2 separate regions of the Mus musculus genome follow, and region 1 is linked to region 2. A link is a loop called in an ENCODE intact Hi-C map of the cell type or tissue named here. Cell type or tissue: heart. All regions are shown on one strand. Each heading gives the region's core, and the rest is flanking DNA. Links, peaks and the distances in the headings are about the cores only.

What was found. Peaks named below come from ENCODE experiments on the same cell type or tissue, not always from the same donor. Only the 100,000 strongest peaks of a DNase experiment are listed, where the experiment ranks them.
Region 1: it touches region 2 in a loop (3-fold over the local background); 2 of 42 quality-filtered maps call a loop at or near these places.

What each region holds. Positions count from the first base shown.
Region 1 is chr16:80,505,880-80,522,328 of GRCm38, forward strand. No RefSeq gene overlaps it. Among named protein-coding and RNA genes, the nearest start is that of Gm41479, 220 kb to the left of the region's middle. In heart, for the core only: no CTCF peak of the experiment used is centred there; no DNase peak of the experiment used is centred there.
Region 2 is chr16:80,579,786-80,596,234 of GRCm38, forward strand. No RefSeq gene overlaps it. Among named protein-coding and RNA genes, the nearest start is that of Gm41479, 290 kb to the left of the region's middle. In heart, for the core only: no CTCF peak of the experiment used is centred there; a DNase peak (open chromatin) is centred at 7,686.

The DNA.
Region 1 (16,449 bases), core at 3,492-11,491, 74 kb before region 2:
ACTGAGGCATATAAAGTTTGCGAGACCAATGGGCCTCTCTTTCCACTGATGGCCGACTAGGCCATCTTTTGATACATATGCAGCTAGAGACAAGAGCTCAGGGGGTGGGGGGGGGGGGTTACTGGTTAGTTCATATTGTTGTTCCACCTATAGGGTTGCAAATCCCTTTAGCTCCTTGGGTACTTTCTTTAGCTCCTTCATTAGGGGATGTAAACCACTTCCTAGAAAAAGCTTCCTCACTTTTAAAGAGAAAATTAGGATGAAATAATGGTTTCAATTCTGTCTGCTGTGATGCTGTCCTGAGTATGCATCGATGCTCCAGAGTATGGGATAAAGAGTGTTATGCTAAAGTAACTTGGCTTTATTTTAGGAGTCCAGCTCACAACAAAATGTTTTTTTTTCCTTTATTTGCTATTGTTATACGATTTATTTGCTTAAGTTTTCCTCTCTGTTAGAGCTTTATGCATTTTATTTCAAAGTGATAAACATCTTTTAGTGTCAAGTACCAACTTTTTATAATGTTTCCTCATTATAATGGGAGATGAGGAAGTACACACACACACACACACACAAAAAAAAAAGACATATTTGGAAAATTATCAAGTAGTGAATCTTTTAACATTTTTGATTGGCAGGAGATATATCTTTCATAATCATATACTTACACATATGAAAAATAAAACTGATGTTTAAAAGCTCATAATAAAATGTATAAAATATATAATCAATATTCTATACAGATTATACTGTATAATAATGTTTCAGATTTAGTCTATTAAATATGGAAAATTTAAAAGGAAAAAAGAATTGCAGACCTGGAGGGATAGCTCACATGCTAAGAGCACTTCCTGATGCTGCGGAATTTGGTTTTTCGCACCTCCATTAGAAAAGGCACAACAGCCTGTAACTCCACTTCCATGACACCTGATGCTGTCTCCTGGACTAGGGAGGCACTGGACTCTTATACAGATTCCTCACTTGAACACATATATAAGTAAAAAGAAAATAATCTTAAGATAAATAAGATAATATCTTTTGGAGCCAATAAAAATAATAGTAAAGAAAGAATTATAAATAAAAAAATGTAGACAATTCTTTAACTGGACCTTCTAAATTTTACTTGTTACTTAAGATTACTGTGATTATTTTATATTCCTTTTTAACTTCCAAGAACTTTTACCTTAAAATCAGAACATTGGTAATTTAAATTTTGATGATTGCTTATAGACCAGCAATAACTCAAACGCTTAGAGGAAGAAAAATGAAAAAAAAAAAAGGGTGAGAAATTGCACATTACTTTTACTGCATTTGAATTCTAAGAAGAACCCATAAAATCGATTCAAAAACTTCACCAAACTAGAACCATTTAAATTAACCGAGCTCTTTTCACTCCAAAAGAAGAATGAAAGAGCAAGTACTCTCATATCGATTGAATCCTTCCCATATAGGGTTTTATCAAAGCGGGTTCCCTTCCCTCCGTGAAAATAACCTCATTCTAAGGATAAAAGTTTCAGAAGAAATCCCAGTCTTGATTATGTGCAAAACTACAAAGCACTTATGGGCCTATTCAACCATCAGATCTGCAGAATTTTCAGGAAGTCCATTGCTGAAATGTGTCTTTATTTCCCCATGTGCTTATTGCCAATGTTATTTTAGCTGTAAGAGTATCTTAAAGACATAAAAGCAGTTGGCTAGCTGCTCTAAAGATGATGGCAGTAGCCTGCAGCTTACATAAACACTATAGGGTCCACGGACATAGCTGCAATAAAGCTGAACATTGAAAACATGGCTTATATAAAACTTAATACACTCAGCCCGGAAGATACTTTTAAACATTTGCTAAAATTACTTTACAAGCAGGCATGTTCACTATAAAATCATCGTAATGGGGGAATAAAGCAGAGGTGCAGAATAAAAAGCAAGAATTTCTCCCAAACAGTTCCACTTAAGCATCTCAATAACCAAAAGGGTTATCTTGATCTAATTTACAGAAGTTCTTTACTTGAAAATGTCATTTATAGCTTTATAACATTGGTAATTATCCTATTTGACGTTTTCCCCAAAGCTCTCATGTTTTTTACTATGCTCAACCAAGCTGACCTATTTGTCTTCCAGATGTGAATTCTTGCTTTTATGTTATCACTTAAGTAATACTAGTCCATAGGCTGCATTTAAAAACATTTAGTTTTATTTTTAAAAAGGAAAATAGAATACTTAATGTTGAGGGAACATTAATGTTCAGAAGGGATAGCACACATTTAGAATAAACATTGTCACTTCTAATTATGAGAAATGCACTTTTATACCAAATTGGATTAAGATATAATATCAAATCCAATCTTGGTGGCTAAGGAAAGAGTTCTGTCAGAAAAGTGAGCAATAAGTGACCTGAGTTTTGCTCTCTTGAACCCACATTTAAAAACAGAATGACAGCTCAAGTTTGTAGCCCCAGCCCTTCTTATGTTTGTGGCACAGACCAGAGAGATCCCTGGAGCTCACTAGGCCAACATATCCAGCATGATTTGTGCACTTCAGATTCTGTAAGAGAACCTGTTTTAAATAAATTAATAAACAAACAAGCAAACAAACAAACATGAAAAAAGTGGAGAGCAATCAAAGAAGACACCAGAATAGATTTATAGATTTCTTTCTTCTATTTTCCACATTCATTCACACACACACACACACACACACACACACACACACACGTATTTGTGTGTGTGTGTGTACATGCACATGTATGGGTGAATACACACATTCACCTACATACACATGCCAGACTTGCTTAGAACTAAAATATAATGAGCAATTACGTTAGGTTGCTGATATTTTTATGAAAGGAGTAGTTTCTTTAAAAAAGAACTATGCAACAACTTCTCAATCTTTTTTTAAAGATCAGTTGAGCTATTTAGATATTTTTTAACCACAAAACATATTCAGTAAAACAACTTAGATACATTTCACTACATATGTGATGGTTTCAGCAAGTCATCCACCTTGCACAATTCTCTTGTTTTCAGTTTCAGAAAAAAGTCTCCCTATAACATGTTATCTATAAAGACTAATTTTTTTTCTTGAACCTGATATTTGAGGAAACAATTAAATCATTACCTTGACCAGTCAACTGAATTATGGACATCTGTATGCTTTTAAATATTAAATAAAAACTTGGAGATTTCATACAATGTATTTTGTTCTTATTTATGTTCTCCCACAACACCACCTAGATCCCCTCTCTTCCCTGAGCATCCGACTATTCATCTTCTTTGATTAGTTTGTTATAAATCCATTTTTCAGAGTTGTGCTCCTATACTTTTGACTGTGTGACATTCTTTTTCAGTGTGATCAATCCACCAGAGTTCATACACTTAAAAATACAATCAGACTCTCTGTTTCCTAAGAGCTATTAATTGACAATAGTTTCTTAGCTGGAAGTGAGTATTTATCTTGAATTAATTTTTCTGAGGTGAAATTTTGTCTAACATGACATGAGCATTCTTTTACATGTTGTCTTTACTGCTATGGATTCATATATACGGATGCCCGGCTATACTCAGAAAATAGTTTCCTTGGTGTCATATTCAACTGTGTTTAACTCTTAAATCATTCTGCCTTCTTTCTCTAATGATCTCTGGTCCTTTGAAGGTGGATAGGTAATATAGATATCCATTTATGGCTGAGCACTCCTATAGTCTCTTGTTTCTCTGCATCTTGCTGACTCTGGGTCTCTGTGTTACCTGCCATTTACCAGAAAGAGAAGTTTCTGTGGTAAAGGTTGAGAGGCATCAATTTAGGGATTTCAAGCTAAGTCATTAGAACTTAGTTTACTATTCTGCACACTAAAAATAGATTTTGATACAAGACCTACATACAGGTGCATGTTTTATTAGTCATGCTCAACATAGGTTTCAACTTAGAATGAGTCTTATATCCAATCAGAAAAACGCTAGTCACTCCTATGATATATATTACACTGTTGTATTAGTGCACATGTCTTGCCAATCTTTATTGTAATAAACAAATATCATAGCTGGGTGTGATTGATGATTATTTATCGTCTCCAATAGCATGCACAGCAGCTCCCATCAAAATACTATCTAGACTATAGGGCAACTTCTGCTATATAACAGAGCATTGGCAATAGTTTGCAGCATTTAGGGATTATAGTCCCTTACTGGAACACAGCTCCAGAAAAGCTAACCAATTTTTAGTATTGAGTTTTTATTTGTTGTGTTTCATCACACTAAATAACTTATATTAGCTTTCAGATAGTCGTTAAAACTATATTTAGACATCTCATTCTACCAAACTATATAGCTAAGATCACAAAGGCCCTCTGGCAAGGTACCATCTGAAAATGAGAATCACAATTCATATGATTAAGATGGAGAAAGGACAAATGAAATGTCTGACCTTTTGAAAGATCTACAGAAAGAAATGTTACCCAGGACTGGTCTGCAAGTCTATCGACCCACAAATCCATACTCACATACCCAAAAAAACCACACAGAGTCACCTACCATATACCCGAAGATCCATAGAAGTACAGACCCATAGACCCACAACCCCACAAAAATGAGGCCAACAAACTTATAGGCCCAGAGATGTCACAAAGCTTCTAAAATATTAACAATTTTGTAATAAAATTGTAAATACTGTTAAACTAGCTGAATTTTAAACAAATTCTATATGTATCCTGACAGCTCAGAATTCAAAGTAGTCTCTGAATTAAAGGGAGGTCTTCCAATGCTCTACAAGCCATCGTTACAGCCATCTGACTACTTCCAAGCAGGATTAGGTGCAGAACAAGAGGCCTGTGAGATATGTTACTCTGTCATGACAACATGTAGTGGCATCAAGCTTTCACAGAAGCACCATAGAAATCTCTGTCCACTGGACCATGGATAAAGTCTAGGATACAGATTCCAAATTTGGCAGTGCTCAGAAACAAGGTATGGCCATCTGTTTCTGAAGAGTCATGATACTTTACCACAAATAGGACTTTAGGACACAAACCAGCTATAGATGGAGAAAGCATGTACTGGCCTTGCACAACACTTTGAGCTTTACCATAAGGAAGAGAGTTGATGAAACTATGTTCTTGAGGTTTAAGCACACGACTTGTTTTAGACCTAAAGCTAGATCATGAGAATCCAGCAAAAGGTAACCAGTTCATAGGCCTTACATCAGGAAATGTTTCCCATAGAGATAAATAACAAGAACTCAGAAATATATGTATATGTATATATACATATATATACCTGAAGTATGTAAAAAAAACTGAAGCACTACAAAAAATGAGCTCACAAAATTCTATATGCCAGGAGAAATGTCACATGTAATAACAATTCAGCTTTCAAGAAAAGAAGAAATTAGGTTTTTTCTTAGCCAATAAAAATAGGTGGGGAACATAAGTTCACTTTACCTTTAATAGCGCATTCCTGTTTGGAAGGGTTTATATGAGTCTTTGTAGTCACAAAGAGAATAAAGTCTAAAATTAATGCCTTTACAGGTTATGTTGGTTACCAGTCAGGTTGCTGGGCTGCAGCATAGGGGAAGACTCTCTTCTTCTGCGATGTTAGCTTCAGAGTTGTTAGAGGTTAGAAGTCTGCCAAACAATGATATATTCCAAAAGTTTTTCCTATCAGTCATGAAGATGATAGGTCTTAAGAGAAAAGGATAGAATATGCCTATTCTAAGAGGCCTAGCAAGCCATAATAAGTGTTGACTGCTTGTTTGCTTCTCCACCATCATGACCTTCTCTTAGGTCAGGGTCAATCAAACCTGTATACTTCTCAGTTCAGATATTCAGGCAAGTTAACAATTGCATGGCAATGTTCTTTAGATTCTCTGACACTTGACAGAGAAAAACAACTCTAGAAAAATTCTCTTCCTGTTTACCACATTTATTTTTATTTTATTTTTTATATAGTAATTTAAAATTGGAATTTAGACCATAGTTGTTTGACATTTACTCAATGTCCTGTGGTATTTTTGTTAGTCTATGAGTGGCATTTAATTTTTTTTTAACATTTATGTATTTGGGGGATAAAGAGAAACATATGTGCCACAATTATTTTGCAGAGGTGAAAGGATATTTGACAAGGTTTAGGTCCCTCTTTCCATAAGGTGGGTTTCAGGAATCAAATTCCTGTTTCAGACAAGAGCGTGGCTTTCTACTAGGAAGCATTCCTCCTTGGTTAGCTCTGTGATTAAACTCTTTGACTGAGACTAACATTTCCTAATCTGACCTTACTAAAACCATAAGAGAATAAATCTCATTGCTGTATGAAGGGAGCAGTAAAACAATCCAATTATAAAATGCGGTGGGAACAAAGAAAGAGCTATTGAGGAACCGACTGCCATGTCTGTCTCTTGAAATGGTGCAGAAAGAAACAAAATGTGGGAAAAGCAACCAGATTTTATGGGCAATCAGGATGGGGCTCCTTAAGATGATACCGGTTAATTAGGCTTGACCTAGCTGTCCCTGCCTGAGGTACTTGACCTGTGAGGATGGATCAAAGAAATGTTCCAGTAAGCAGAACCCCATCCTTATAAGAGTCCTGAGAAATTCTGACCTTATGTTTCTGTTTACCCAATAACAATCCTGTCCCAACTTTGGACCTAGCAACAAACACTTATTTGTTGTTTGTTTGTTTTTGTTTTGTTTTAAATGACATTAATTCTTCTAGTCCAATACAGTATTCTGAACAACTATACAGTAATAGCAACATAGAAAAAAATGCTCTTTAACATGCAAGTGGTCTCAGAGACTTCCACAAAGAGGAAACATTTTTAAAGTTTCGGTGTTCAGTCGAGGCTTAAACACAAACACAAGCTATTTTGATACCAACTATTTTGAAAGCTGAGTTGAGTATTCAGCTTTCTCTGAGACAGTTCTAAGGGTTGAAGTGTAAAAAGAAAGGCTCATAAACATTACACTTAATGCAGTACAGGTCACCAAGTGGTCACACGTCAAAGTAGTCTAAATTACAGGAAATTCTTCATTAATGCTTCAATCTTCCCTTTAGAGACAATAGACATGTTCTTTATAAACCACAAATGGACCACACAATGTCTCATCCGGTACATAGGAAAACTTTTTATTGGAAGTGAAACAGGAAATGTCCAGCTGTTCCTTGAATGAGATAAGAACTTTCAATGCTTTTGTTATGACTCATCTGGCAGGATCATCTGCTTTCCCTACAATTAAAAAAAAATAGGTAGGCAAGAAGTCTTCAAGAGATAGTTTTCACAGTTGTAGTACCAGATGGCTTTGGAGAATTGCTAGCTATCACAGAGGACAGGTAGAAAAAAAATATCAGATAGTATTCTCTCATGTAACAGCTTTCCTGTAGACCTTAGGGATCAGGGTTCTTAAGGTATAAGCAATAGCTACAAGCTCTTTCATATGTCTAAGAAATCAGGATGAGTTAGCCTTGGTAGCCATTGGTATTGTGGCCTCTAGGCAAGCAGTACATTGGGATTCATTGTCCCTTGACAACAGCCAGCGATACAGTTACCAGCTCAAATGTCTACGACCCTTGGCCTGAAGCCTGTTACACCTTAGAAGTCTCCAATATATGGCAATGTTCAATTTCTCTTCTCTTCTCTGATTCCTTATAGATTCCCCCCTTCCTTAGCTTTAGACACCCATATGTTATATCTTGGACTGCTTAAATGAACCAGCTTCCTTTTCTACTATCAAGCAAACAGTTATTTTGCTGTTTTCTCATAATGGCCCTCTACCAACTTAGGGACATTGGTGATTTTCTACTTTTTTTTTCAGTATTTTATCAGCTTAGCAGACATTATGAAAAATCAGTAAGAAAAAGCCAGATAAGAGAAGCTTTTTACTGGACCTAGATCTGTAAAGCCATATAAAGAGCTTGACATTTTCACTAACCTACTCTCTATGTAAAATATTTTATTTATCCAGCCAGAAGTGTTTTGCACAATCACAGCAAACCTAACCTAGTGTGCAAACAAAAGTTTGTGTCTGCGCAGTTTACAGCATTGCTCCCTCCACTTCAGACAAAATGATTGTTCTAATAGGTCTCATGTTGTCCAGATAAAAATGGCTGGAGGATATTGGTTCACTGGCAATTGTGTTAGCAAAAATTTCATAACAAACTATATGAAACGAGGCTGGCTGCGGTTGCCTCTTCAGGAGCCAGACCATGCAGCTGTGATCTTTCTGAACGTCTTTGACGTATTAGTGGAATCTCCAAAATGGCTGGCATAAGGATAAGCTTGCTTGCTGTTTGATTGATGGTCCCTTTGCTTAAGGGAAGCAGCATAGTCAACAATAGTACATCAGTTGCTAATTGGAAAGTTGAACTGTCTTTCTGTAAACAATATTAGCTTATTTTACAAGAAAATGAATATCTGCAGGTGCTTGCCATAATAAAAAAATTACAAAAGCACTGATTATTAACAATAATAACATCTTAGGTTATTTGATTACACATTCACATTTAACACCTACCTAGTGCCCCAGGAAAAGAGGACTCTCCCTCTTCTGCGACAAAGCAAGAAGCCTAATGACAGCTCTTTAACTTACATGCCCTTTAATGTTTTCTTTTCTTCAAGAACCTTAAGATGTTGTGGACCTTTGACTCTTGCATTGACAGCTGTCAGTTTCTGCTCTTACAGCGTTTGTACTTCAATAGCTCCTCTCTTAGTGATCACTGGAGGGTGACCCTTTCCATGGCAACAACCTACTTTGCTCACTCTCTGGACACTGTAAGGAGACTTCATTCCATCTCGAAAGATGCTGGCATTCAGAGGATTTCACAACCACAACTTCTGCTTTAGTATATCTTCCTTTAATCACAACTGCTTCTGCTTGCACTGTCACTGGAAAAAAAAATCACTTTAGGCATGGGTTATCTTGGTGATCTCTGTGTGTCTCCTACAGTTTTTCCAGATGGCTCTTTCACTGGTTTTCTTAGAACCTTCCAGCAACAGAATTCAATTAATTCAAGAGGAAAAGAATCTACCTCAGCAATGTTGTAGGATTACTGGATAAATTGATAAACAGAAAAGACACCATACTTAAAGCACAGCTTGAAATTGGTCCTTGTACAAGTACTGGGATTACAGCAATAAGAAAATATATGGTGATATATAGAATAAATGTTACTATTTTTGTTTTTGAGTAGTTTACTATATAAAATTCTTTAAAAATTTAAATATATTTTGATCATTTGATCCTCCACCCAAGCCCTTCTGAATCTTCTCCCCTTTCCTATCCACTCAAATTGAAATTATTTCATAAGAAACAAAGACAAACAAAAAACTTAATGCAAGAATAACACCCTCCAAAACAACAAAACAAGAAAAAGCAATATTCCTCCTTAAAACAAAATCCTCTCCTCTTCAAACAACACCAACTCCCCCACACCCAAAATTTAACCAAATAAAATCACACACCAAAAAATATGTGGAGTCTGTTATATGTTGGTCAACTACTCCTAAGCATGAGGCCTCTCCTGGTTGATGTGGCCCTCCCCTAATGGGCATTGCAGTTCAGTTGTTAACCTTTACTGTAGTGGATGGGTTTTCATTCATTCATTAATTTACTCACTCATTCACCTTTAAAAATAAAATATAAAAAGATTAAACAAAAACTATCACAAGAAGTATACATGTGTAAAGCCCATTTGCAGCTCTGTGGGATGGCGGATTTTAGCATTTGCTAATTTGACTGTTTTGCTTTATTTTGTTGTGAGCTTGATTTTAATATGTTACCCCAACTGCTCTCCGACCTCTCAATTCTCATGCTGGCATCTGAGATTAGAGGCGTCTGAAGCCACACCTATTTAATATTGCTTATTTATATACCAAATATTTTCATCTTTTTGGGTTAATATGGATGGTTGCTCTTAAGTATAGTAGTTCTGATTTGGATCTAAAACCTTTTTTCAATGTTCTGTGCATCTGTAGATGTCATCTTTATTCTAATATTGCAGACTGAGATGAATGTACACAAAGCCAAAAAGAACTCAGCACATCCTAGAATTTATGCAAATGTCACCATGAATCCCAATGTTTTGCACAAAGGATATGAACCAATAATAATAAAGGCAATACTAAAGATCATAGTGACATTGCTCTGTTTATTCAATGTATTACTATCAATATGTAGACTAATTATTGTTCCAGTGGCTGGTGAACATTGTAATTGAAAGAAAATTTATAAAGGACACAATCAAACATTCTACTTTCTTAAAACAGCATTAGAATCTATTATTATTTAAATAGAATCATATAAGTACTATCTAAACCTGAGAACTTTAAAGTAATGGCAATCATGCCATATCAAAGTTTTCTAGGAAGTATTGCTTATATGTGTTTTCCTTTGATAATTTGTTGCTCCTTCCCTATATTCCATGTATCCTTTTAAAATCATGGTTATTATTGTGGTTCATCGATTTTATAAGATAGAGCTTCTCTGGATCAAATCACAAAACTAAAAATGGTGTGTCTGTGTCAGACTGACATGTTAAATTGCATTTTTTATATCTATTTCTGTGTTATTAACACTTTAAATGTGCTTTTAGAAGCAACGCTGCACTATAATTTCAGGTCATTAATTTACTTCATATGAATTTAGCTTAAATTCTCAAATAATTGAGACAAATTAGCCAAAGATTAATATATTTATCAAAAATATATGCTTGTATCTTCTCTAACTCTAACCATCTTCCTGTCATAGTTTGGACATTGAATGACTAACTAACCTTAATCAATACACAATTCTCCCCTGTTCTCTTTCTTTCTCCCCATTCCTCCCTCCTTCATCACTCCCTAGATGTTTCCTTTCACAGCATTTGTCCTCTTAGGTTTCTTCTTCCCCAGCTTCCCCCTACTCTTGTGGCCAAGGCTATTGGGACCTATTGAAAGAGCTCAAAGTGTACTTCCATACACATCAGCTGTGCTCACACCCTGTGTGCCCCAGGATAGCTATAAACATGGCTGGAAACAAAACTATTTCACAAAGAAATAAATGGAAAAGATTTATGATCATTTCACTCCAAACAAGATGCACAGACCTAATTGAAAACAGGCTGTCATAATATGTTCAGACGTCTTCTCAATACACAATCCATTCGGGAAATCAAGATGAAGCTTCGAGAGAAAATAATCTTTGTATTTCTGGCTATTTTTCCAAATGTGTGTGTGTGTGTGTGTGTGTGTGTATTACAAAAGTTTTCAATTTTCCCTCTGAGTTTTTTCTTTTGTTTTATTGGTTAATTTATTTATTTACATTTAAAATATTATCCCACCCTTTCCTCTCCCCAGCCTCTATGAGAGTGTCCACCTACTGCCCTAGCCTTCTCCTATGATGGGTCATCAAGCCACCACAGGACCAAGGCACGCTCCTACCATTGAGGCCTTGTAAGACAATCCTTTGCTACATATCCAGCATTGGCATTGAGGTCTATACCCATTCATCTTAAACACAGAGACATATATACACAGTAATACAATACAATACTAAAATAAATGAAGAAAATCAAAGCAAAAAGAAAAGTAGTCACCTTTTCATGATCTCTATTTAAAAATGACTGTAAAAAAAAAATCAATGTTTTGTTCTTTATTTCTGTTTTCTTTAGCACTTTTCCAGGTATCCTACCTCTTCTATTAATTTCATAGATAGAATGTTTCTAAATTCAAGAGACACAATAAGAGATGACCAGAAATCCAAATATAATGTGTTAAATTTTTTTATTTCTGGCACTCATTAGGACTACTGTATTGGTAACTTTACACAGTAAGAAAAACACCTGACATAACTAACTAAGAAAGGAAGGGTTTATTTTGGGTCATGGTTCAAGTTGAGGGTGCAATCCATCAAAGAGAGAAGTGTTTGACTTCTGGATTGTGAGGCAGCTGCCTACATTGAAACTGGTACCTGACAGCACAGAATAATGGAACCTAGGGCTCAATTAGCCATCTTATTTTCTTCCTTTTACTTTGTCTGGTAGTTAAGGTAAACTTTCCCACTATGAGTAAGCTGTCTCATATGAGGCTATGCCAGTGCCTGGCAAATACAGAAGTGGATGCTCACAGTCATCTATAAGATGAAACACAGGGCCCCCAATGGAGAAGCTAGAGAAATCACCCAAGGAGTTGAAGGGGTCTGCAGTCCTATAGGTGAAACAACAATATGAATTAACCAGTACCCCCCAGAGCTCATATCTCTAGCTGCATATGTAGCAGAAGATGGCCTAGTCGGCCATCACTGGGAAGAGAGGCCCCTTGGTATTGCAAATGTTATATGCCCCAGTACAGGGGAATGCCAGGGCCAAGAAGGGGGAGTGGGTGGGGAGGGGAGCAGGGTGGGGGTAGGGTATAGGAAACTTTCGGGATAGCATTTGAAATGTATATAAAGAAAATATCTAATAAAAAAAGTAAATATAGAGAAGATTCCTCACAGAAATGTCCAAAGGATAAGCTGACCTAGCTAGCTCCTCAACAGTATTACCAGAGGCTTTGGTCATTGTTAATTCTAGATATGTCAAATTGACTCTTAATATTAGTTACCATAGTTCTCTCTCATCAATGAAAAATCTATCACACACAATTTACTTAGTGATTAGATTACTTTACTCATTTAGCTCTTTCTTCCTTAAAGGTAACAAGATTCCAAAGAAACCTTCTCCTACATGAACTTTCTAACCTTGATTTTTTTTTCCAAGTCTCCTAGATAGGCTTTGTGTGTGATGTGTGTGTGTGTGTGTGTGTGTGTGTGTGTGTGTGATGTATTCTCCTAGTAGATCCATGTATTTTACAATCAATCGCCTCCTCTCCCCAAATCACTATACCAACAATGTAAATTACACACAAACACAGGTACATTTTCCACAGAAAAAGTTATTGATTGATGATGAACTCATTAAAATGACTAAAAGAGATTTTTATATGAACATCACTTGACAAGTTGTTCCTTCAAGAAGTTGTAAGTAATTGATACTTATAAGCATCTAGGATCAGTCTTATGAGAAGAAAAAAGTGAAATATATATTTTGCTAAACTACAAATGTGTTTTCCTAAGGCATAATTATTTAGTTGTTTTCCTAAATCAATAAAACAAAACACAACATCATCAAAATAACTAATATTTAATTTAAAATAAAGTGTACCTTTCTGTAAAATTAAAAAAATATATATCTGGAATGTGCCAACATTTATAGAGGGTATTTCTCTAACCACAGTTATAATTATATACTATATTTATATACTATATAAAAAGGAGAATCTTTAGGGGTTATTTTTCTTTTATAAGGTAACACAATTATTGAAGTCTTTATATAACACCATGTGTATGAGTCAAATCATTGTTAAGCATTTTACAACGTATTCTCCACAATGTACTGACCAAGAAATACAATCTCAAAGGAAGGTAAATATATTTGAAAGGTTTGGAGTAGTGAAGGGAATTGAGTTCACTGAAGAACTTAGTGTGTTTTAGTTATAAATGTCAAAGGTCAGACTCTCAAGTGCATTCCTCCATTTCCTGGAAGTGTTCTAAATTTGAGTCAGCTTTGAAAGAAGAGAGATAGTAACTTGACATCTTATATTTGTTGCATTAATATAGTTGGTTTTTAAGGCAATAATATCTTTTTATATAGTTTCATTTAATTCATTGACAGATGCTTGTTAATGGAAAACTAGCTCATATGTGCACTAGTGATTAAGGTTATACTATGTGTATCAGTTATAAGAAAAAGCTAAAATGCAGTATACATCTTGGTGTGTAAGACATTCTGAACCAAACATATCTTGCAATTTCCCTTCCTGCTATTTGTCAAGGAAAATAGTGTTTCTATGCTCTCAGATCTTAGAGAACACTGAAAACCCATGTCAATAGTTTAAGGCCATTAAAACACACACACACACACACACACACACACACACACACACACACACACACACACACATTATACATTACTTCCAGGAAATAAAAATAGTATTCCTTATGAATTTTCAAAAATAAATGCAACCGCTAGGAAAAAAAAATGTGACCAAACCAGGTAAATAAAATAATATTTATTAATTTGGTAATTATTTCCTAAAGATTCTTTAATATGTTACTTATCAATATACTTACCAAGTACTTTGTTACCAAAATACACATTTGCATATATGAATAATGAGATACAGCTTGTCCACCTGTTAATATTAATAAAACTTTAATATCTAAGTAGCATATTCTGGTAAATAAAAGAATTTTTTTCAACATAACATTAACATAGATTAATTGACACTAGCATGAGTTTCTAATTAACACTAGAATGAATAATTCATAATAATAAAAATACAAACACAATGCAATGATATAGAGTATATTTTGTGATATCGCCCTGATAGTATTGGAATTGGTTTTATGACTGAAATGGTATATAATGGAGACATTAACATGGTGAATATAATATTTAGTAACTAATTCACATCAATTACCATGTTGTAATACCAATTATTATTACAATAATACTGTACAGTAAGGTGATTTAAAAATAATAATAAATAAACTAAGCTCTTATATTTCAGAATTTTTGTCATTAAGTTCTTATTGCAGAGATGCATGCCCATATACATATACAACCACACAGATAGTTGTAGATAATTTATAGGCAAATAGGGAAGGACTCTGGTGTGTAGGTACTATCGTTCAAACTTTGGGATGCCACCTCAGTTACAAGTCATTGCATCATCTCACAGAGCTGTTGGGCCTCTAACTGCAGGTGTCCATCCCAGCTTCATCCTGTAAGATGCATAGAAAATAATGTCTTCCTACCAAATTGTCATGTAACTGAACAACATAGCCCAGGTCATTTCAACAGATGTCAAAAACTCTGTATATCAACTGTGATACACAGTTATTTATTTAGTGTTTTATTATCAAGTACTGGTAGTTCTTCCTGCCATGTTCTAGAAAGTTAAGGGAAGACACTGATTTGAAAGCAAAGAATTTGTTTTCCAGGTAAAATACAAAGTCAAAGAAAAAGAAAGCCTTGATCACATTTTTTTATCAATCTAAAAATTCAGATTGTGATGATATTTTAAGTATGTCTCTATTTAAAGATACATTATTCAGTACATATGAATTTATGAATATTTAATTTTCAGATAAGTTTAATGTAAATTCATGCCTGAAGAAAGGCAAGGAGCTGAAGTATTTTCTTTGTAAGTCACGTTGCAGCCTTTTGGTCTGTAAGGTTAAGGAAATAGCATCAGTACTATGCTTCAGAGAAACTTTAAATAAAGAAGTAGTACACAGTCCCGCTCTTGTCCTTCAAAAGATATGGCTACTAATAAACCAAAAAAACATGTCTTTGGGCAACAAGTACAAAGCCTGTGAGGAGGGAACAACTTTGGGTTGACACATGAGCTTTGGGCTGCTCATGCTGCTATCAGCCAATTCATGTGTGCACATAATCAAGAAAGGACAATAGGTGGTGGTTTAGGAGTTATAAACCAATTTTAAATACAGGTGCCATGAATTAAATTGTGAGAATCTATTTAGTTCGTAGAAGATGAATTTTGAGGCACAGATACTGTTTTAAGTGTATGTCTATGTTTACGTGTATGTGTATGTGGAGGTATACTATATTACAAGGAGCTTCTACCTATGATCCACAGCAGGGATTTTCATACCCTGGAATGGTAAACTGTCTTCTGAAGAATGGAAGCAATTTTCCCAAGAATCAGATAACGGCAAATAACAATGAAAAGTAAATTAATTTTGCTTATTGTTTTCCTCTTTTTGCGCAAATGTTTGTAAATTTGCCATGTAAAGCCATAAAACATTATCTCATCGTCACCAGCACCAAATGAAAATGCATAAGTACACAACTGTATTATAGGTTGAGAAAATTAAAATCACCCTTTACCTTAGTGGAATCAAGAATAAGTATTCGATAGGAAAAAATGTGAAAACCTAGCATCCTTATCTTGAAATGGAGAATTAAGAAAAAAAAAAAAAGTCAGCTAGATTTATTTATTTATTTATTTATTTATTTATTTATAGAAAAAGAATATATGGAAAAGTCCAAATGATACATGAATCCTGAAGACACAGGTGATTACCTTTACAAAGAAAGCATCAGCTATTGAGAAATGTCTGTATATGGGTTGTATATGGGGTGGATCCCCATATACAGCATTTCTTAATAGCTGATTCCAGTCACTACTAGGCAGATGCCAACAAGAGCCTGCTGACAGGAGCCTGATATAGTTGTCTCCTGTGAGGCTCTGTCAGTGCCGGCAAATACAGAAGTGGATGCTCATAGTTATCCATTGGACAGAGCACAAGGTCCCCAATGAAGGAGCCAGAGAAATACCCAGGGAGCTGAAAGGCACTGAAGCCCTATAGGAGGAACATCAGTATGAACTAACAAGTACCTCCAGAGCTCCTTGGAACTGTACCACCAATGTGGA
Region 2 (16,449 bases), core at 4,080-12,079:
TGGGGAAGAGTTTAGCCTGAAGGTCAGAAGCTTGGGCCATTGCTTATGTGACTACTGACCATGTTTCTCTTGTGGGGCCCATGGGAGGTGGTGCCTCTAGCCAGGGGCTGGATTTCCAGGAACATGAGTGAATGCCTACTGTGTCATGTAGGTGAATTATGACCATTGTGGTTCAGGCCTCAGCTCGACTGGACACCAGCCTGCAATTCCCCACAGGTAGCAATTGCCTATCCCTATCATCCAAGGCACTCATATCCATGGTCCTGCACTGTTATGCTAGACATTATAATAGTTATAGGGTTCTCAAGTATGTAAGACTGTTGAAGGCTTCTTTTCCTCGTGGCAGACTGCATAACTCCTTCCAACACTATAAAAGATAGGCATCAGGAAGCTTCCTTTATTTCTGTCCTGTAAACAGTATGTGTTCTGTCTTTAGTAGTAGGACCTCAACATCAGTTATGATTAGTGCCCAAGGGAATGACAGTATCATATCCTTTCTGGGCTTCACCACCAGGACACTACTCAGCATCAGATGAAGGGAAGGTATCTTCATCAGGCGCCGAGATATTCATTTGGCTCACCATCCTTTCTGCGACTAGCATAATGTTCTGTGTTCTGTCAACTACAATTTATGCTTTTATTTTAATATGAATATATGTATATGAACATTAAAAAAACCAGCAGGTTTCCATATGACTTTAAACAATGTATGTGATTAACAATAAGGAAGAAATATAATCCAAACTAAGCCAATACGGTTGTTCATTGGATTATGCTAATGAAGTATTCATTTGTTGTACTGGCTAGTTTTATGTCAACTTGACACAGACTACAGTTATCTGTAAAGAGCAAACGCCAATTGAGAAAAAGCCTCCATAATTTTTAAATGCAGGGCAAAATTAGTGATTGGTGGGGGTCAGCCCACTGTTGAGTGTGTTGCTATTCCTGAGGTGGTGCTCCTAGGTGCTATAAGAAGTCAGGTTAAGCAAACCTAGAATCAAGGCATTAAGCAGCATCCCTACATGGTCTCTGCATCAGCTCTTGCTTTAAGTTTCCAGCTTTGCTTGGTTCCCTGACCTGATTTCCTTTAGTGATTGACTATAGTATGGAAGGGTAAGCCAAATAAACTCTTTCCTCCCCAACCAGCTCTTAGACATTGTGTTTCATCACAGCAATATAAACCATAAGACATAGGTTTCTAGTACAACCTTACTGAAACTGTGATTAGACCCATAGCATCTAAGAGATAATTAAGGTTAAGTGATGCCTTATCACTGAGCTCACATCCAATTAAACAAGTGCCCTATAAAGACAGAGACAAGGTTAATGGGAGTCTTTCTGTACTAAGATAGCCATGTGAGGACATTGTAAGAGTGATCATCTGCAAGCCAGGATGAAGGTAACACAGAAACCAACCTTAATAATACCTTGTTTGATTGAAGCTTCCACAGAAAACAGCATTATTAATACCTTGCTTATCAACTATCAATTTGCAGCACTTTGACATATAAAATTCTTTAACTTATATAGTCTGTGATTTTGTTCTTATCTGTGCCAGAAGCAATAAGGTGTTTCCTGAAGGCCCATTTTATTTTATTTATTTATTTATTTATTTATTTATTTATTTTTTATAAGAATCAAAAATCTTCATGAGCTTGTTGAACATGACACTTCCCTGTCAGTACCCTTACTCCTAACTATCATCATTATGGGGTACATAACACACTATATAGTAGCTTTTGTAAAGGAATAGACACTCATACTATGTTTCTTATGTACTTGAACAAAAAAGTAAATGCTCTAAGCCCTATAGCCATCCTAACATGCAGAATTTCATCCAAGTCACTAAAGTTAAAAGGAAGACTCCAGAAGTGACAAGTCCTTCAGGGCAGTATTTATTTGTTCATTGTTATGTCCATGTCACAGATCAATGTAAAACAAGTGTTAAAATTAAGTATATAATACATGCAACTTGATCAATACCTGAGAAGCTTAAAAACAGTCTTTAATATTTGAGAGCAAAATAAAAGCTTTCTCTATGTCTTGATTAATAAGAAACATATTTAACTACTTTCAGTTTTAAACAGTGCTCTGTGTTCTGTTCTGAACACCAAGCATGCCTTGAGGTTCATGGTAAATATCAGCAAGGTGAAATTACTGCCTATTAGAAATCTCTCACTTACATTTTGGAAGAAAAAGATAAGGCTATTAAAATGAGTTGTTCATAGTTACCTGACTGGTTAATGTCAGTCCTTGGAGAGGAGTAAACTAGAATGTGCAGACACCTTATCATTCTGTGAAGAATAGGAAAAAAAAGTGTATATCACTCCCATCCAAAATAGAAATGTGCCTCTTGTTTCTTCTTGTTTACTTAACTGGGAAATTATATTTCCTTATCTTTCACTTACCAAGTATCCTTGCTTCCTTCCTTGACTTCGCATGGACAAGGCTGGGTGGTATTCAGGTGGGAATAACATTTCACATTTGCACATAATGTGTGTTCACTCTTTGCTAGCTTTTAGCTGTCACTGTTGGTGCTATGAAGGGTATAAGAAAGGTATATCACTAATAACTCTTTTCTGACTTTTACTTACACATTAATGTTTTAAGTTTATTCAAATCCACTTGCTGTTTCTTTATCACACATTAGAAATGACATAGGGTCATGATGAAGCTCTTTCCTATCACCATAAACATAAGGTAGAATCAATTGAATGGTTACAAGCAGAGGGAAACAAGGTTTGAAGTTTGGCTGAAGTCTCAGCTATAAACATAAGAAAAGTTAAAGGCTTTATATTATGCACAACTTGTGACCTAAAAAAAAAAACCAGGAGAGCTATAAATTCAGCTCAGTACAAACCTGTAAACTTACTTAAAATATTATGAGGGATTTGTGAATTATTACTAATATATATTATTATATTGAAAATGTTCCTAGAATATTTTTGTAAATATTCTTAATATTTATTTATTTTAGTTGAAAAGTATGATGTAATATATTCTGATCATACTTTTTCTCTCCTCCAAATACTTCCCACCTTCCCATCCACCCAAACCCATGCCTCTTTCTTTCTCTCTTTCTTTAAAATCAAACAAAATCAAAATGAACCAAACAAATAAAACAAGAAACAACACATACACACACACAGGCACACACACACACACACACACACACACACACACACACACACACACACACACACTCATAGACATGAACACTAACAATAACACAAAAAAGAAACAAAAATATAAAAGAAAGATCAATAAGATGGGGGGGGAAGCTAAAACCAAGGAAAATGAGACAAAATGTCTACAAAAGTATAATTGAGATTTTGTGTTTTGCCTAAATACTCCTCAGCATGAGATAGGCCTGCACTGGTCTCATACAATGAAACCATTGATGTTTACAACATCTGCTTCTCTTCTTCCTCCTCTTTCTCCCCCTCCAGTTTCACTTTTCTGCTTGACAGTTTATCACCATGTAGTACTGCCTGATATAGAACTTTCTATCTGGACCATGCTAGTCCTGAGCTGAGAGACACCCAATGCCCTTACTACCAAGTGCTGAGAATAAAGATATAAGAACATGCCAATATTGACATCTTCTTTAGTATAGACAAGGAAGAAAGAAAAACATAAAAAGTAATGGCCAATAGGTCTAGTGTATTATATTTAGTTCTGACTATAAAATTATTCATTAAAAAATGAAAAGATGAAATGCTCTTGATTTAACATATCACCATCACTCTACAGGATGTTAGCAATAAATCTCATGCTAACAGAAAATGATAGTAAACAAAACATATAATATTACCATCTATTACATGTTCAATTTTAAAGTAATGGAAGGAATGGGCATGAACTCAAAAAGGGCCACAGTTGATACAGAGGCAGTGGAGGGTGGTGCTTATGTAATTTCTTCAGATGGCTTACCCAGCCTACTTTTTTATATAACCCAGGACCACTTTCCCAGGGGTAACCACAACCCAAAACATGTTATACACTCCCACAGTAATCACTAATTTAGAAAATGCTCTACAGTTTGGCTCACAGTGGGATCTATGGAGGCATTTCCAAATCATGGTTTCCTCCTCTCACATGACTAGAGCTGGTGCCATGTTGAAATAGATTTAGCAAGCACACCTGGAAAAAAATCTGTTTCAAAACAATGTCTCACATGTGTTAGGCTATGTGAGGAGATGGTTGAGACTTGAGTTTATACCTAAATGCACATAAATTTCTCTGTATACCATGATGTGCTTTTCTGATCCCAGTTATAAAGAGAAAGAGGTAGATACAGGCATCCACTACAGCTTACTTTGTAACCAGCCTAAACTAAACTAATAGGCAGATGTAGGCCAAAAATAGCCAGTGCCAGTGCCACTGCCACAGACAGACAGACACACACACACACACACACACACACACACACACACACATGAAGAAGAAAGAGGAAGAGAAGGAGGAGGAGAAAGAGTTAAAGTAGGAAGAAGAAAGAAAGACAGACAGACAGACAGACAGACAGACAGACAGAAAGAAAGAAAGAAAGAAAGAAAGAAAGAAAGAAAGAAAAAGACAGAAAGAAAGGAGGAAGGAAAGAAAGAAAGAAAGAAAGAAAGAAAGAAAGAAAGAAAGAAAGGAGGAAAGAAAGGAGGAAAGAAAGATAAAAAGGAAGGAAGGAAGGAAGAAAGAAAAAGAAAGAAAGAAAGAAAGAAAGAAAGAAAGAAAGAAAGAAAGAAAGAAAGAAAGGAGGAAAGAAAGGAGGAAAGAAAGGAGGAAAGAAAGAAGGAAGGAAGGAAGGAAGGAAGGAAGAAGGAAAGAAAGAAAGAAAGAAAGAAAGAAAGAAAGAAAGAAAGAAAGAAAGAAAGAAAAAGAAAGAAAGGAAGAAAGGAAAAAAGGAAGGAAGAGAAAGAGAAAGAAACTTGAGGTGAATGCCCCCTGGAATATAATGCCATAAATTGTTCTCAATCCCTGTAAGCCCCCACACACAGATGTGTACATGAACCCTCCACCCATGTGAATAAACATATTACACACACTTTCAAGTTACACACACACATAGACACAAACACACACACAAACACACACATTTTATGCTATAACAAGTTCCGATGTTTTGTGGTTGTGTATATCCATTACAATACGTAAATAGCAACAGGGCTTCCCACACAAATGTAGGTATAAGGACAAAAACACTGAAAATAAAGTAAAATGACTACTCAAATCTTCCAAAATAAAACATATAGCACAAATCTGTCTGAAAGCATGAATCATGCATGACCCATAATTTCTTGAATATATATCATTGTAAAATAAAGGAATTTTGGCATCTAAACCAGTAAAACACTTGCCATTGTGTTTACTACAATTGTAGAGTTATAACGTGTATGCGCTGGTTCACACTGGTTCACAATAAGTAAGATAGGAAATGTGAGTATGGATTTATCAATCTCTAAATAATGTTTCTATGTTCACAGAAATTATCCTGAATTGTGAAACAGCTCTGAGTTGTAGAACAGCTCAAGAAAAGCGAATGTTATTTTAAATAATACACAAAAGCTCACATTTTGAAATTAGAGTGTTAGCAAATATTTATTATGATGTTATAGGGCAAAAAATTCAGAGGAAATATTTTGTTTGTTTGTTTGTTTTTAACCTGTAATTGAAAAGCATCGAAAAATAAAAGTTTATGTGAAAATTATTTGTGTTGACATTTTGATATGCGATAAAATAATCTACATTCATTTTACATTATAGAAGATAGTGATGTATAGAATCATAGAGCAAAAATAAATTGAAAAAAACATGGAGCACAATTCATTGTCACTTTCAGTGCTTATGCATGTATTATTTTCACGACTCTGTGGGATTTTGTTTAAATTAATTGCAGAAAAGCATTGCGTTTGAAATCTTTATACCATGCGCTTGGATGCTATGAGGGAAGAAAAATAACAGGGGACTGATGAGGTGCTTGTGTCTGCAAACGCTCTGAAGAAACACCATAGATCCTGTATGTTAACCAACAGAAATATATTTTGTTTCACAATAAAGTCCAACCTCTTTGACCCAGTCAGCTTAACTCTTCCGTTTGCTTTGCCGATGAGCGTTTTCTAGCTGAGATTTGCTGTCCCTATGTGTATACACATCTCTTAATTATCAAAGATAAGGACAAATAATACATACTCAGGGACCATTGAGTTGCCTTACTCAAAATCGATGTTTTTGCCAGAATGATTCCAACTTCAGGATACTAAAAAACCATTATCAATATATTAACTACAAGTGACTAAAAACTGCCACAAGTAAGTATTACAAGTGTTAAATGTCACAGACAATTTGACCAGGCAAGAGCTTCACACAATATTTTATGTATATTAATCTGTATATAAGTCCTGTGAATAATTCTCCTACTCCCAATCAATTTTTGATAAGTGAAATAAAACAGAGTACTGGAGTAGGGTAGACTTGTGACTTTTGTACACATTTTACTATGAGACTAAACTTAGCCAGCACCATGAATTTGCATAAATAAATAGCATATGAGCAAAGAAAAATATGTTGACAGAATTATGCAAGTCAAACATTACTCATATTATTAGGAACTTTGTCAGTGCTATTTCTCTTTCCTGCATTTGTGTCTTTTACCATAATCATTCTATTAATACAAAATATAATTCAGTTTTCTATCGTATACTGCAGTCTGTAGGTGGGTTGCTTCTATCTTTCTCCTTGGTAGCATGCATAGCACTTGCAGGACTATAAACAGTACTTCATAAAGATAAAGAAAGATACTAAGTTTGGGCCAGCAGCACTCATTCTTGTTCAGTGAGTTTTGTAGCTGTTATCTTTGGCAACATGAATATAACCTCAGTTCATGAAGCACAACCAATTGCCTAGGGATTATCCTGGGCTCTATAGAATGCCTATGGCCCCTTTGGCCAATACCTGGATGAATGTAACCCATTTCCAGAATGGATGATTCATTTCTTTGGGGGAAATATCTAGTTAGGCTTGTCTCCCAAGTATTTGGTAGATTTTTCATATATAATTATTTACACATATAGGTATGTGTGTGTGTATATATATGCATATGTGTATATATACTTTTAACATATTAGGTTTACAACGACTCAAATGCCCCTTAGTTTTAGCTGTCCCTCTCCCTTTCTTTGTTCTCCACATTATTGATGCTCAAATTCTAGCATCAAATCCATCCATAATTATGTATTCTACTTCTCTTTGGTAAGGAGAAGCACCCTTACCTTAAGTTATTTACTGCATAAATAACTTCTATCATTATAAAAATTGTACCTTGCTAATTAAAGACTTATATCTACATATAGACAAATAAATATCAAATTTTGTTTTAGGTTTGGATTTCCTCACTCAGGATCTTTTTTCCTAGTTCCATCTAATTTTTTTTTCTGTGTGCTTCATGATAATTTTAAACAGAGAAGTAGTATACTATGTAAACACACCATTTTTTGTCCATTCTTCCATTGATGGGCTTGTACACTGTTAACAGTTTCCAATAATAGGCAGAAATTGCAGAAGCAATGACTATGGTTGAGGAAGTGTCTCTGTATTAGAATATACAGTTATCTGATTATAAACCCAAGAGTGTTACAACGAGATATCAACATAGGTCATTTCCCAGGTTCCTGAGGAACGTCCACACTGATGTCCATATCAGCTGTTCGGGTTTGGACTTCATTAGCACAGGATGGGTGTTCCCTTTTCCCACTTCCTCCCCAGAATGAGCTGTCATGTGTTTTATTGTTCTTGGGTATTCTAACCATTATTAAATATCTCAACTAGCTATGATTTTCATTCCCCTAATGAAGAAAGGTGTTGAACATTTCTTTAATTATTTGACAGTCACTTGGGTTTCCTCTTTAGCTATTCCCTGTTTCTATCTACAACCCCTTTTTAAGGTGTTGTTTTCTTGATGTTAAGTTTTCTTGCATTTTTACTCTTTAGCTATTATCCCTCTACCAGATTTGAAGGTAGTAAAAATCTCTTACCATTCAGTAGCCTGCTGCTTTGTTCAAATGATGGTGGCTTTATTGTACAGAAGCTTTTCAGTTTCATGAGTGTCTATATCTTAATCATTGTTCTCAGTGACTGTAGAGTCAGTATTCTGTTTACAAAATCTTTCTCTGCCTTTAAGTTCATGACTACTTCTCACTTTCTTTTTTATCATATCCAATGTGGCTGGCCTAATATTGAGGGGTATTTGTGTGTGTGTGTGTGTGTGTGTGTGTGTGTGTGTGTGTGTGTGTGTTTCAGACAGAGTTGTACTTTGTACAGAGCTATATTATGAATGCATTTATGTTCTTCTACTTATAGTTAAGTTTGATCACACCCATGACTGAGGCAATTGAACAAAGAGATTATTTGGTAGAAAAAAAAAAAGTTTATTTGGACTTATGGGCCAAGATGTAGAAAAGTACTTCATCATTCTGAGTCATAGCACTAACAGGTAAGGATGCATGTGGCATGACCAGGAAGCTGTCAGTTTACATGTTCATTCACAAACATGAGGCAGAGAGAAGAAACCACATGTGTGGTGAAGCTTTAAACCAAGTTGGCCTCAAGTAAACAGTCCCTCCAGAAAGCCGACCTTACTTAGAGTCTCCAGCTCTGCCATCAAGACTTCAGATGCTCTTGACTCCTCAACTCCCACATCCCTGTGTAGAAAGGCATTGCCTCTGACTAAAAGTAACTGTTCATTATTTTTCTGTTGTTTTTCAGTGAAACATATCTTATGTTGAGATCCTCAGTCAATTTGGAGTTGAGGTATTGTTGCTCTTGTTGTTGTTATTGTTGTTGCTGTTGTTGAGAAAGATGAGAGGAAAGGAGCTAGTTTCATTCTTTTTTCATGTTGAAATTCAGTTTAACAATGAACATTTGTTAGATGTTTTCTGTTTTCTCCAATGTTTGTTTTTGGCATGTTTGCCAAAAATTAGGTAACTTCAGTTAGGTGGGATCAAATCTGGATCCTCAACTCCACTCAATAGAGTGATATTTCTCTCTTTGTGCAATAGCATCAAGTGTTATTTCTATGTGTTTGTAATATAATTTCAAATTGAACACTGGGACACCTCTTTTTATACAAATGTTGCTTAGGTTAACCTCTGATTTTGAATGAAACTAAAATTTGAAGTCTCAGTTTGCAGGTGTGTTCTGGATGTTGGCCAAAGACAAGCTGTTTCTTGGAAATACATGGGAACAAAGGGCAGGTGCAATGCTTCCATGCTAGGACATAAGGAAGAGCTCTCGACTCAATAAGCAAGTAAGGAGAGCTGTGTATGGCATAAGAGCTGCACACCTAGCAGGTCAACACTGGCCTTACTCTTGAAGGCTCAAGGGGAAGAAAAAGGTGTAGGCTCTTACACTGAGCCAAGTGTTTCTGTACCTATGAATAAGTTATATCTCTCAGGCCAATTTTAGATATTTGGTAGTCTCTCAGCAACCTACCCCACTGCCCGAGGGCAGGGTGGATCTGACCAGGACACTGAGCTTATAAATATGCATTTTATAAAATTCAAAATTAATTCCTGAGTATGTATAATATCTCAAAGCTATATAAAATTCATTGGACATTAGTCTAGAGACATAGAAATTCATATATTAATACATAGGGAATAAAAAGAAATGGTGGGCTTCCTCAGCTAAATAACACTATGTATTTCCATGGTCTCCTTTGACACTTGGCATCCATCACACCATGGTTAATTATTTATACAATCCTTCAGGTGTGCCAGTTCTATCAAAATTTTAATGAGAAGGGCAATTCATATATGGAAGTAAAAATAATACAGTAGCATTTGCTTATTAAAATTACCATAAAATCTTGGAAATGTTTTATAATAATTATGCCAGAGGGAAATTTGACTTCCATATAAATTGCTGCTTTCTGCATCATGACGTGACTATAAACATGTTTGAAAAGATAAGACGAAGACTGCATAACAGAGATTGAACTGTGTGTTGAAAGTGGGTTCATCTGATCATCCTATAGAGAAAGGATAAAAGAATATTAACATTTATCATATTAAGTTTAAACCTTTTACTTGTCACTTTTAAATGGCCATCAGAATGGAAAGTATCTTACCTTACAAAATCTAAAATTTATAATTTCTCTCATCTTTGACTAGAAAGATAAAAAAAAATAGAGTAAAGCATCAGTTAATCTTAAAATTTTACATTAAATCTGAAGTGGCTGAAGCTGGAGTTAGCATTATGATTACATTTTGTATTATATATAATGAATAGAATATTTCAAAAGTAATAATAATGTCTCACTTTATTTCTATATTTCCTTTATGTTTTGTTATATAATATAATTACATCACAGTCCTTTCCCCCTTTCAATTTTTCAACAGACTTCTCCTTGCTGGATTTCAAGTGAATTTTTTTTTCCATTAATAGTTGCTACGATACTCTCCCACACCTTAAGTTTCAGAGAACATTGTAGAAAAGGGTTCTAAAAGATTTTAAGAGCCAGAGACTCTGGGAGTTTACTGTACTATTGTGTCTCTAGGCAGTGTCAGAGCCATCCACCTGGCTGCCTAAACATAAGCTTAACTGGAACATTATATTTTTGAAGGAAAAATTGAAAAGGAGAAAGAAATAATTCAAATTTTAAAATAAAATTAATTTATGACACTAAATTACTGGATGTAATCCATACGTGTATATGCGCTTGTGTGTGTATGTGAGTGTGTGTGTCTGTTAATGCCTGATAATTTCATTTCCAAGGTTTCAACTCAATGAAGGTGGATCAAAGTCATGGAGGTATGATCAGCTAAGAGCACATATCTTGATCTGTATGATTAGAGTCTGTTGGGAGCCGCCCTCACATTTGCCATTATAAGATGGCGCTGACAGCTGTGTTCTAAGTGGTAAACATAATCTGCACACGTGCAGGGGCAGTTTTCCCGCCATGTGTTCTGCCTTTCTCGTGATGACAACTGAGCCGATGGGCTGCAGCCAATCAGGGAGTAATACGTCCTAGGCGGAGGATAATTCTCCTTAAAAGGGACGGGGTTTTGCCATTCTCTCTCTTGCTTTCTTGTTCTTGTTCTTTTTCTCTCTCTTGCTCTCTTGCTCTTGCTTTCTTGTTCTTGTTCTTTTTCTCTCTTCTCTTGCTTTCTTGTTCTTGTTCTTTTTCTTGCTCTTGCTTTCTTGCTCTTGCTCTCTTGCTCCTGAAGATGTAAGCAATAAAGCTTTTGCCGCAGAAGATTCCGGTTTGTTGCGTTCTTCCTGGCCGGTCGCGAGAACGCATGTAAGAAGAGTCAAAGAAAGGCACATTGGGAATGCTCTCATCATTTGATAAGTCAAAGCCTGCCTGCCAGTCTCACCTAGCAGCCAAACCCTGAGACACATTTTTTTTTCCATCAAGATCACATTCCTCTCCCTTTCCAAGTGGATCAACCAACTGAGAACCACATATTTAAACATATGTGTCTATAAGAGCCATTCTCATTGAAACCACCACAGTGTACAAAATATTATAGAAAACTAGCTCCAGAAAATAGATTATTTATTATTAGCAATAATAATAGTAGTTGTAGTAGTAGTAGTAGTAGTAGTAGTCTCCTACAATACATCCTACCCTCACTTTTACCTCCCTCCACTCCTCCAAGATCCATTCCATCTCCTCTCTACCCCAGATCCACTCCCACTCTGTTTCCCTTAAAAAAGAGAAATCTCGCAAGAGCTGGCAGCCAAACAGGACAAAACATGATACAGATAAGGCAAAAGTCCTCAGTGATAAACCTAATTCCAGTGTAAGGAGTCCCACAAAAATATCAAGTAAAGGACCATAATATGTATGCACACACACTCAGGCTATGTGCTTGACACTTTATTCTCTGTGAGTTCTTGTGAGCCATGCTTTACTTATTGGATGGACCAGGATCTCCTCATATGCCCCATTCCTTGTAACGTCTACATCCTTTGCTTTTCTCTTCAGCTGGGTTCCCAGGTTTTTCAGGGGCAGGACCCAGATAAAGACATCCAATAAGCATGGGCTTAATCTGTGTACTGTGGTGTGCACCTCAAGTTAAAGCCAACATTCGTTGGCCACTTCCACAAGTTCTGTACCATTTTTCCACAAAACCTTGCAGGCAGGGCAGATTGTAGTCATGGGACAACCAGATCCTGGGGGCCAGTACTTAGCATTTTAATACATAGTAGTACTATACAGACACCCTATATGTTATGACCAAATATTTTTAAGTAAATACATTTTTTTATCTTTTAATTATTCTGTAATCCTCTTGTTCTCTATTGCCAGTTCAGACATAGAAGTAAGATTTAAAATATAGTATGATTACCACACTATTTTATCAGTCAGTGGAAACATTTCTTAATTTATATGATTGACACTGCTCATATTATTTAAATAATTGTGGGAATTATGATGACTGATAATTTAATAAAAACAAGATCATTTGGTTTAATAATGGGAGTGCGTTTGAAAAAATATAAATCAATGACTTAATTAATGATTTCATTAATTTCACGACTTGGTGGAAGAATCAGTCATATTCCCTTGCAAATACACAGCTGGAAGAGCAAGGAATTGCCTCTAGCTGGGATAAAATAAAGTACTTTCTCACTGTTTCTCACCTCAAGGGAATTAAAAGGTAAATTTCTAGGCTGAGCATAGCAACTTTGTTGAACCATCAGAGTCCAGTCCTTCCTTCTATCTGATTCATCATTTTCAGTCTGGGCTATATATGCAAAAGGTTAAATAGTAGATAATGGAGCTGCAAACTTTGATCCTGAAGGTCAAGTGATTGTGAATAGAGGACAGATAAAAGGAAGATGAAGTTTAAAGGAGAATTTTCTAGTTAGTAGCTGACTCAGCCACTCTCCAGGGACTTCCTGGAAATCACCTTCAAAGGTATTTTTTCCCTACTTTTCTTCAGTCAAGTATGGAATAAAGATGAGTTACACATGAAATAATGTTGCTATGTATGTACACTGACACTTTATACAAAGTCAAGAGTTTGGTACCTAGGAGGGGGAAAAAGTATGAATAATGGCTTAGGTTACTAGGATTGCACATGAAAACACAAATTGACAGATTGAAAAATCTTTGTAAAGAATTACCCCCTTTTTAACAGGTTTTTGAAAAACCTGCATGAAGAATGCATTCATGAAAGCATTCTGCTAGAAATATACAAATATATACAAGAAATATATATTCCATTCTAACCCAACTTTAGTGCATTTTCATTTTTTGGTAAAATTACCATTGTGTGGCATATAAAAATGGGACATTTAACAATACCTGTCAATGCACCTGTAAGTAGATGTGACCCTAAAAATCATGACATTATAATGAGATCATGGAATAAGCTCAAAATCTCACTTTTGTGTGCTTTGGTGACAGGCCTTAATTTTATGCTATTTTTTTCAATTATAGAAGACTTTAACAATTTACATAATAATATGTTCTATAATATGTTATATTCACAGAGAGCTCACAGAACCTAGAAAGTGCTTCAGGTTATCATCCTCCTATATTCTATATCAGCTTGTGATGGTAGAATAGTCTATCATATTTTGTTTATTCCATGCTTGTTCTTTGCTTATATTTGTCAACTACCTGCTTGCTATGTGTTGCAAATTTTAGAGTTAAATAATACTATGCATAGCCCCTATACATTATTAATACCAATTTTATTGAAACTCTATATCCAGGGTTATTTTTTTTAAACAAGGTTCTTAAATGAATATCCTGTGTAAAGACTTTAATCATTATTTTAATCATTGTTACAATACATTTAAAAATGGAAAAATTATTTATTATCTGGGGTGTATTTTTACATTGATTTTCATCCAGATAAATATATCCTTTTTTATGAAAAATTAAAACAAGTTGGAAAGGCTATAGGGTGAGCATATCTTTCCCATGGTTAATCATACTTTATTCATCTACTTGTTAATTTCCTGTCAGATAATCAATATTGTACAAATAATGATGAGCAAGGGGGAAGTGCTTTCCTCTTTAAAGCTTAGGTCTTAGCCAAATGAAGAAAACAGAATGAATAATCAAATATGAGACAAAAATCCTCCATTATTGAAGACAGATGTAATAAAATAATCCAAGTTACCCTGGAGTTCTTTAGGTGGAGCTAGGATGAAGGCCTCATTATAGCTTAGCATCTAATTTAAAAGATGCTGCATTTAAGAGCCAGGAGTAGGCGTGTTAAAAAACAGAAAATATGGAACACATGAATTTAGGAAGCTATCTATGGTTTCTGTTTGCATAACCAGAGTTAAACCTGTTTGTTAAAATATGAGTAAGGACAAAATTAAGATACAAGGTGAAGGCATAATGATTCTTTGAATGTGAAACCATTCTATATGAAAGTTAATATCCATAATGACTGTTAGCATATGCCCCATGCATCTACCCTGTGCCCTGCGTTGAGGAATTGTGCATTTGTTGCATGAGAACACAGGGCTCTCTTTCGTGAGTCCTATGTTTTATAGACACAGGAGGCAGAATTAAAATGCTTTTTAAGTGGCTGCATTAGGCCACAGGTTTCAATGAAAGTACAAATGACCAGTGTCATGTTCCCCTCTACCCCCTGACTCCCCTCCATCCTGCCCACTTTCCCTCCCAGTTCTCTCTCTCCCTCCTCACTTGTGATTGCTTTCTTCTCTCTCCCAAATGGGACTGAGGTTTCCTCACTTGGTGTCCTCAGTTGTGAATTCTCAGTTTAGGTCTACACCCCATTTTTGAATTGGATTGTTTGTTTTTTTGGTGATTAACTTCTTGAGTTCATTATATATTTTGGATATTAGCCCTCTATCATGCTTTGCTACCTGACTAACACATTGATAGAGCCAATGGCTGTACAGTAGGTAGAAGGTCTTGAAATAGCTGCTTGAGTAAGCATTTTGCACCCTTGCCTAACAGTGGTAGTTTGTAGAGAGTGTGTCTTCCCAAAATTATAGAAATACAATGCCAATTTTGAAAGGCTATACTACAAAGCAATTATGATAAAAACTGCATGGTACTGGTACAATGACAGACAGGTAAATCAATGGAATAGAATTGAGGACCCAGAAATTAACCTACACACCTATGGTAACTTGATCTTTGACAAGGGAGCTAAAACCATCCAGTGGGAAAAAAGACAGCATTTTCAACAAATTGTGCTGGCACAAGTGGCAGTTTTCATGTAGAAGAATACAAATTGAACCATTCTTATCTCTTTGTATAAAGTTCAAGTCTAAGTGGATCGAGGAACTCCACATAAAACCAGAGGAGAAACATATAGAGGAGAAATTGGGGAAAAGCCTCAAAAATATGGGCACAGGGGAAATTTTTCTGAACAGAAGAGCAATGGCTTGTGCTGTAAGATCAAGAATTGACAAATGGGACCTCATAAAATTGCAATGCTTCTGTTAGGCAAAAAGGCCACCAACAGATTGGGAAAGGGTCTTTACCAATCCTAAATCAGATAGGGGACTAATATCTAATATATATATATATATATTATATATATATATATATAATATATATATAAAGAACTTTATATAATATATATATAAAGAACTCAAGAAGTTGGACTCCAGAAGACCAAATAACTCTATTAAAAATGGGGTACTACTCAGCAATTAAAAACAATGAATTTATGAAATCCTTAGGCAATGGATGGATCTGAAGGATATCATCCTGAGTGAGGTAACACAATCACAATAGAACTCACTTGACATTCACTCACTGATAAGTGTATATTAGCCCAGAAACTTAGAATACCCAAGATACAAGTTGCACAACACAAATGAAACTCCAGAAGAAGGAAGAACAAAATGAGGATACTTCTTTCCTTCTTAGAATGGGGAACAAAATACCCATTGGAGGAGATATAGTTCAGAGCAGAGCCTGAGGAAACGACCATTCAGAGACTGCCCCACTTGGGGTTCCACCCCATAAACAACCACCAAACCCAGTTACTAGGCAGATGCCGACAAGAGCCTGCTGACAGGAGCCTAATATAGCTGTCTCCTGCTAGGTTTTGCTAGTGCCCAGCAAATACAGAAGTGGATGCTTACAGCCATCCATTGGATGGAGCACAAGATCCCCAATGAAGGTGCCAGAGAAATACCCAGGGAGCTGAAGGGGACTGAAGCCCTATAGGAGGGACATCAATATGAACTAACCAGTAACCCCAGATCTTCTTGGAACTATACCACCAATCAAAGAAAACATGTAGTGTAATTTGTGGCTCTAGCTATATATGTGGCAGAGGATGGCCTAATTGGTCATCAGTCGGAGGAGAGTCCTATGGTCCTGTGAAGGATCTATGCCCAATTATAGAGGAATACCAGAACCAGGAATGGGAGTGGATGAGTTGGGGAGCAGGGGTAAGGGGATAGGAGATTTTTGGAAGGGAAACTAGGAAAGGGGATAACATT